Linked DNA regions of Homo sapiens: region 1 is linked to region 2. A link is an interaction called in ENCODE POLR2A ChIA-PET data of the cell type or tissue named here. Cell type or tissue: Panc1. All regions are shown on one strand. Region 1 overlaps ARHGEF2 (Rho/Rac guanine nucleotide exchange factor 2). Region 2 overlaps GON4L (gon-4 like).

What was found. Peaks named below come from ENCODE experiments on the same cell type or tissue, not always from the same donor. Only the 100,000 strongest peaks of a DNase experiment are listed, where the experiment ranks them.
Region 1: POLR2A ChIA-PET joins it to region 2 with 5 read pairs; 5 of 35 experiments call an interaction of 5 or more read pairs at or near these places.

The regions. Positions count from the first base shown.
Region 1 is chr1:155,943,316-155,947,315 of GRCh38, forward strand. ARHGEF2 (Rho/Rac guanine nucleotide exchange factor 2) reads right to left here. Exons shown (of 22, transcript NM_001162383.2): 22 at 3,539-4,000. Among named protein-coding and RNA genes, the nearest start is that of RXFP4, 3.7 kb to the left of the region's middle. In Panc1, no CTCF peak of the experiment used is centred here; DNase peaks (open chromatin) are centred at 128, 1,535, 2,249, 3,022 and 1 weaker place; H3K4me3 peaks cover 1,008 bases; H3K27ac peaks cover 4,000 bases.
Region 2 is chr1:155,810,814-155,814,813 of GRCh38, forward strand. GON4L (gon-4 like) reads right to left here. Exons shown (of 32, transcript NM_001282860.2): 9 at 3,517-3,636; 10 at 2,821-2,991. Among named protein-coding and RNA genes, the nearest start is that of GON4L, 44 kb to the right of the region's middle. In Panc1, no CTCF peak of the experiment used is centred here; no DNase peak of the experiment used is centred here.

The DNA.
Region 1 (4,000 bases), 130 kb after region 2:
CCTCACCTTACCATCTCAGTGGTGACCACTGAAACTTGCTGCCTGCAGAGGCCTCAGCTGCAAAAGCTGTAGTTCCCTTGAAGGGATGCCAGGTGTGGGGTATTGCTGGAATTTCCAGCACCTGCCAGGCCCTGGGTGTAAAACCCTGGTGCTGACGGGAGTGCCTGTGTGTCTCCCTTTAAATCAGGATTTGAAAGAAGTGAAGATAATGACAAGTCAAAGACATGGGTGGGGTGAAGGGAGGTGAGCGATTAAAGAGGGGAGGGGGCTGGGAGAACAGGCTGCAGGTAGAGCCAGAAAAGCAGAGACCTCAGAAAGTGGTGCTAGTCCTCCCTGCCCCAAATGCAAAGCCCAGAGTATCAATTTGAGTGTCAGAGCACCTGGATTCACAGCTTTACCTCCAGCAAATTACTTTACCTCTTTGTACCTCACTGTTCTCAACTGTAAAATGGGCTACTAAAGATTTAACAGTGAAATATACTGTTAGCTATTATTCTTGTTTGTTTGTTTGTTTGTTTGAGACAGAGTCTCGTTCTGTCGCCCAGGCTGGAGTGCAGTGGTGTGATCTCAGCTCACTGCAACCTCCGCTTCCCGGGTTCAAGCGATTCTCCTGCCTCAGCCTCCCGAGTAGCTGGGACTACAGGCTCCCGCTACCATGCCTGGCCAATTTTTTGTAATTTTTAATAGAGACAGAGTTTCACCATATTGGCCAGGCTGGTCTCAAACTCCTGACCTCTAGTGATCTGCCCACCTCGGCCTCCCAAAGTGCTGGAGTTACAGGCGTGAGCCACCGCACCCGGTCGAGCTATTATTCTTACACCCTGTGTAAAATGGAGACAGAGAGATGGGAGGAAATAAGCGTGCAGCTGGGAGATGGGGATGGGGAACCATGTCTCAGCTGGAATGGTTGTATATGCTCTGAAGTGGGGTATAATGAAAGTCTCACATAAAGAACTCAGAGGTTGGCCCCTAAGCCCCTCTTGAAGGTGTGTTCTCCAGGACAGGGGTTCCTCTTTGGTTCCTGTATTGAGATGCATCAATGATAAAGGTTAGCCATCAGAAGGATTTTCTAGGAGGCAGCCCCTAGAAAGGAGGGAGGCAGAGGGAAGATGAGGTAGAGCTCCCACTTCCACTGCCCCCCCACCGCCCCCCGCCCCAAGCTCTCTGGCATGACTTGTAACCTATGAGGACGCAGGCTGCTCAGGCTCCTGGGGCAGCAGCTGGGAGCAGTGCCGCCTTATTAAGTGCAGAGCGCCCTGTGAAGGGGGAGGCCACAGTGCCTCCAGGTGCCCCCTGTCCCAGTTCCTTTAATTGCTGGGCAGAGGAGGCTCCAAAGAGGCACCCAATTCACAACAGATTAAGCAATGTGAAAGGAACTTAATTAGCCTCTTGTTTAATTTCCTCTTTTTGATGATGTTTAAACTAGTTCCAAAACTCCACGTCTATTCCTAGCCCATGCAGGCAATGGAAAATCCCTCACCACCTAAGCACCCATCTTCCCACCCCAGCAGCTCCCTCTGATGGCTTTGCTGGGCTCCGGATATTGGCTCCTCTGGGGGCATCTCTGCTTTATGGGCCCCAGAGGTAAATATTGACAAAGTGTACACAGGTCCAAGTTAGAGATGAACTGCATGCACAAAGACCTACTCTTGTGGGGGAGTGGAACGAGGAGGGTGCAGTGGAGGATGGAGAAGGGAGGGCTGGGCAGAGCAGGCGGCCTGGAGCTCCCCTTGGAACGGAGGGAAGGCAATGTTTTGGTGAGAACCTGGGCCCTGGCTCCCTGGAACACCAAGCCAAATGGCTTTGAAACTTCAGCAGGAGGGACAGAGGTTAAGACTGTGGGTTCCCAAAAGTGGGTTAGGGAGGGGACAGGGGACACAACGGTGAAAGATGTGAGGAAGAGGCCTAGCTCTCAGGAGTAGACACATCAGACAAATGCTTGTGCCCCATGTTCTGGGGCTGAAGGTGTGTGTGTGTGTGTGTGTGTGTGTGTGTGTGTGTGTGTGTGGAGGGGGTTGGTACGGGGTGGCAGAAGGGACAGCACTGCTTCAAAGAAAGCAGCGGGGGACTTCACACCCACTCTGGGCTGTGTCTCCAGGTTTCCATGTTCTCTGCTGACCAGCATCTCTCATTGGATCTGTGGGGCATTCTGGGAGAGCCTGCATTCCCCTTTCTTGGTGGTCTCTGCATGCTGTCTAATATCCTCACCCTACCCCCACCTACCTTCCTTCCCCACCTAAAGGTGCCACCCTCACAGCTCTGGGTCGGAGATACTTCCAGCTGACCTGGAAGACAGCTGCTGAGCCCTGTGTCCCTGTGTGTGAAATGTGAAGCCCTGGTGTTTTTTTTTTTTTCTTTTCTCCAGGCAGGGTCTTGCTCTGTCACCCAGGCTGGAGTGCTGGAGTGCAGTGGCACAATCTCGGCTCACTGCAACCTCTGCCTCCCGGGTTCAAGCAATTCTCCCACCTCAGCCTCCCAGGTAGCTGGGAATACAGGTGCCCGCCATCACGCCCGGCTAATTTTTGTATTTTTAGTAGAGATGGGGTTTCACCATGTTGGCCAGGCTGGTCTCGAACTCCTGGCCTCAAGTGATCCACCCAACTCAGCTTCCCAAAGTGCTGGGATTATAGGCGTGAGCCACTGCACCCAGCCAGCCCTGGTATTTTTAGGCAGAGTAGCCAAGAGAGAAAAGTGGTGGACTGGAACTAAGAAGGCCGGCCCCCTCCTGGCCTGGCAAGCTTCGTGCACCTAGGTTTCCCGGCCCATAAAATGAGAACAATTCCCCATTCTCAGGATCCCCGTAATGGCTGAGAAAGCACCTTGTAAAGGCTTGATGCTGGTGGATGAGAGTTACAGAAGGGGAGGGTGCTGGCTGCTCCCCCAGCCTGCTCCCCATGTGACTTCAATTCCTCTTTCTAGCTGAGGGCCTGAGCCCCCTTCTCCTGATCTGACCCCACAGGCTCCAACAGGGATGTGAATTCATACCAGCATTTATACAACCCTAGACTCTCACCTCCTCCCCTCCCCCACAGCCCCAAAGTAAGTACCAACTGGGAACAGGAAGTAAAACCAACTAAAACCAAGAACTGAAACCAGCTCATCTCTCACTGCCTCTCAAAGAGGGACAGTAAATGAGCAGCTCCTGTGACGGGTAACCCCAGGGCCCGACATCATGGAGATCAACAAGGGCCTAGTGGGGGATGGATCTGACAATGAATGACACTGGGGATGGGGGCAATAGGTGGAGGTGATTGCTGAGCATGGCATACAAATACGATGAACACACTTTTCCTGATACCGGAATTCCCAACATTGGAACCTGTGTGCCCCTTTGTTTTTATCCTTGTATTTGTGAATTAAAAAAACAAAAAAAAGATTTGCAGTGGTTACTTTTGTTAGTGCCCCCTCTCTTCAGTGAGGCAGAGGCTGTCCTTGCGGTGAGAGGAAAAGGCCCCTTTCAGAGGAACTTAGGTCACTGCCCGGCTCTCTACTACCATCCTCCTCAGAATTGGCAGACATTATGGAAGACAGTACCTTATGGAGTTCCAGGTTTTTAATTTTCCCTGAATTTTTTTTTTAAACAACAAAATTGGCAAGAAGAAAATTCTTCGACATTTGGGGGCTGGTCGACATTTGGGGGCAAGGGTTCCACTGAAAAATCCCCCAAATTCACGCTGAGGTTTCAGGTCATGGTTGCTGAGGTGGAAGATGAGGTCAGGGCTCTTGGAGATTTTCCAACCCACCCTAGAACTTGTTTCTAAATGGCTGGGGAAGAGGTCAGTATAGGTCCCCCCGTTACTGCAGATGAAGGCAGAAGTCATTCTCTCCCCCACCCCTCAACTTCTTCAGAGATGTGGAGATAGGAGGCTTCGATCTCTAATTGCCTACGATCTCTTAAAAATATAAAACACGTGCAGTTGACTTTGGTACAAAAAAGAAAACAAAAGAACAACAAAACATTCTGGTCCCTGTGGGTTTTTTCCCTCACCCCCAACAAACC
Region 2 (4,000 bases):
AAACCAGCCTGGCCAACAATAAAACCCTGTCTCTACTAAAAAATACAAAAAATTAGCTGGCGTAGTGGTGTGTGCCTCTGGTCCCAGCTACTCAGGAGGCTGAGGCACGAGAACTGCTTGAACCCGGGAGGCAGATCAGATGTTGCAGTCAGCTGAGATCACACCACCGAACTCCAGCCTGCGTGACAGACTGTGACTCCATATCCAAAAAATAAAAAATTACTCACTAAATGTTAGAATTACAAAGTCATCATTTGACAACGACCATAGTAAAGACTGTTTCAAGAAAGAAAATCAGGCCAAGCGTGGTGGTTCACGCCCGTAATCCCAGCATTTTGGGAGGCCGAGGCAAGTGGATCATGAGGTCAGGAGATCAAGACCATCCTGGCTAACACGGTGAAACCCCCATCTCTACTAAAAATACAAAAAATTAGCCGCGCATGGTGCGGGCGCCTGTAGTCCCAGCTACTCGGGAGGCTGAGGCAGTAGAATGATGTGAACCTGGGAGGCGGAGCTTGCAGTGAGCCGAGATCGCACCACTGCACTCCAGCCTAGAGGACAGAGCAAGACTCCGTCTCAAAAAAAAAAAAAAAAAAAAAAAAAAGAAAGAATAATCAATGGATGCTAATATTAGTGTGAGAAAAATAATTTGATTGATTGGGCTGGGTGCATTGGCTCACGTCTGTAATCCCAGCACTCTGGGAGGCTAAGGTGGGCAGATCACTTGAGGTCAGGAGTTCGAGACCAGCCTGGCCAATGTGGTGAAACCCCATCTCTACTAAAAATACAAAAAATTAGCTGGGTGTGGTGTCAGTCACCTGTAATCCCAGCTACTCAGGAGGCTGAGGCAGGAGAATCGCTTGAACCCCGAAGTGGAGGTTGCAGTGACCCAAGATGGCACCACTGCACTCCAGCCTGGGAGACAGGCAAGACTCTGTCTCAAAAAAAAAAAAAAAAAAAAAAAAAGAAGGCTGGGCGCGGTGGCTGACGCATGTCATCTCAGCACTTTGGGAGGCTGAGGCGGGTCAGGAGATCAAGATCATCCTGGCTAACACAGTGAAACTCCATTTCTACTAAAAAATACAAAAATTAGCCAGGCGTGGTGGTGGGCACCTGTAATCCCAGCTACTCAGGAGGCTAACGCAGGAGAATCACTTGAACCCAGGAAGCAGAGGTGCAGTGAGCTGAGGTCGCGCCACTGCACTCCAGCCTGGGCAAGAGAGTGAGACTCCATCTAGGAAAAAAAAACAGAAAGAAAGGAATTCGGCTTTGAAGTATATCCCCACATGATATATACTAATTAAAAATGGAAAATAATAACTTTACAATGGGAAAACCAAGCACACACCACCTTAACCAAGTGATGAAAGTTAACATTACAGGGATCACGTGCCTTCTGATATGATGCAATGAGAAACACACATCACTCTTCCAGTATTTGTAACAAAAGTGCAAAACCTGAATCTAAGAGGAAATATTAGAAAAATAAAAATTGAAGAACATTCTACAAAATAAATGGTGCATACTCCTCAAAACTGTCAAGGTTATAAAAGACAAAGACTGAGAAACTGTTCCAGATTAAAGGAGACTAAAGAACAAGATAATTAAATAGATATTTAATCCAGGGTTGAATGCTGAATAGGGAAAAAAAAATTTTTTTCCTCCAACATAAAGGGCATTGTTGGGACAACAGATAAAACCAGAATAAGCACTTTAATATATTATGTAATATTACTGTATCCTGATTTTTTTTTTTTTTTGGGACAGAGTCTCTCTCCATTGCCCAGGCTGGAGTGCAGTGGCGCAATCTCAGCTCACTGCAACCTCTGCCTCCCGGGTTCAAGCGATTCTCCTGCCTCAGCTTCCCAAGTAGCTGGGATTACAGGCATGCGCCACGACACCTGGCAAATTTTTGTATTTTCAGTCGAGATGGGGGTTTCACCATGTTGGCCAGGCTGGTCTCGAACTCCTGACCTCAAGTGATCCACCAACCTTGGCCTCTCAAAGTGCTAGGATTACAGGCATGAGCCACAGCGCACAGCCTGTATCCTGATTTTGATTAACACTATTATACTGTGTTAATACAAGATAATAAACTCATTTTTAGAAAATATACACAAAAGCATGCAGAGGTAAAATGGCATCATGCCTGCATCACACTCTAAAATGATTTAGAAAACACTATGTGTATATACAGAGAAAGAGGAAGAGAACCATCAAGCAATTGTGGTAAAAGGTTAATTTGGGGGAATTTGGGTGAAGCTTTTTCCTATGTTCTACATTTTAAAATGCTCTCTGCTACATAGTTCATTTCTTCCTTAGAAACTGCCATTCTCAGCCAGGCACGGTGGTTCACACCAGTAGTCCTACCACTTTGAGAGGCTAAGGTGGGAGGATCACTTGAGCCCAGGAGTTCAATACCAGCCTGAGCAAAAATATAGGGAGACCTCATCTCTACAAAAAACTAAAATATTAGCCAGGTGTGGTGGCATATACCTGTCCCACCTATTCGGGAGGCTGAGGTGGGAAGATCACTTGAGTCTGGGAGGCGGAGGTTGCAGTGGGCCAAGATCACACCACTGCACTCAAGCCTGGGTGACAGGGTGATACCCTGTCTCAAAAACAAACAAACAAACAAAAAAAACCCCAAACTGCCATTGTCACTTTGAGCAGAAAATAGCACTAGCCAAATACAAAGTATCAAAGACTAACTCTTACTTATATAAAATTGTAGTTATCTTTTCCTCTCCCTTCCCAGCCTGAGCAACAACTACATTACTCCACTTGACTTTCTCAGTTAAGTACAGTTTTAATATTTACCTGGAAAGAATCCATGCAGACTGGACTGGAAGCCAGCTCCTCATCTACCGCATGTAACTTCTCCATGAAAGTACTATCTCTGGTCTGTTTCGGCTTTGGAGGGGGCGGGGGCCCCATGGGCACTACCTCAGCACTGATGTGCCTGATGGCTGGTGTGGTGACTTTCTCAGCCTGATTAAAAGAGGTGACTGCATCAAAAAAGGAAGGAGGTAAGAAAGAAAGAGAAAGCAAAAAAAGGAAAAAAAGAGAGGGAAAAAGAGGCAGACTTTCCATACACCATTGTCCTTTCTCTTCTCTAGTTAGAGTTACATAAAAACAAAGACACCAAGTGTATTGATCTAATTAGTTTTCATCCTATTTCTAGAGAAGTCAACAGAATGCTACTTAGTTTACCAAAATGTGGGAAATTAATAACAATGGCTTTAGGACAATATTAAAAAGCACAGATATGAAAGAAGAGAAGGGTAGGAGAAAAGAAACTCTGCTAGTTGCACATTTTTGGCCCCTTAATGAGAACTCAGAAAAGTTCTTTGGCTATCACTGAGTTCTAGCCTTCTCTGAACTGTTTACTAACTTAAGAAACTTTGAAAAAGGGTGACAGCCCAGAATCACCATGGATAAATAATCTACTTATACAGTTAAAAAATCTACTTAGACAGTTATGTCTAACATCTCTTTTGTATGATGCCGATTTACCTCTGATAATATGCCACTCTCCTCATCTGTTTCAGTCATCTCAGAAGACTGCCTCAATCTGGATTTCTTTGCCCCACGTGGAGATGAAGCAGTGCTTTCAACATCACTTTCCAATAAGCTCTACAAAATAAATCCAGTTCGCCTTAATATTTATGCCCCTACCTCATTCCACAAAGTCTGAAGTATCTCAAGAGAAGGAATCATAAAATATCAATCACTCAGCCTGGCCAACATGGTGAACACCCGTCTCTGCTAAAAATACAAAAATAAGCCAGGCGCGGTGGCGTGCACCTGTAATCCCAGCTACTCGGGAGGCTGAGGCAGGAGTATCACTTGAATCCAGGAGATGGAGGTTGCAGTGAGCCGAGATCACGCCACTGCACTCCAGCCTGGGTGGCAGAGCGAGACTCTGTCTCAAAAATAAATAAATAAATAAATAAAATCCATCACTCAACTAGTTACAGTAACAGAAAATAAAATTTAA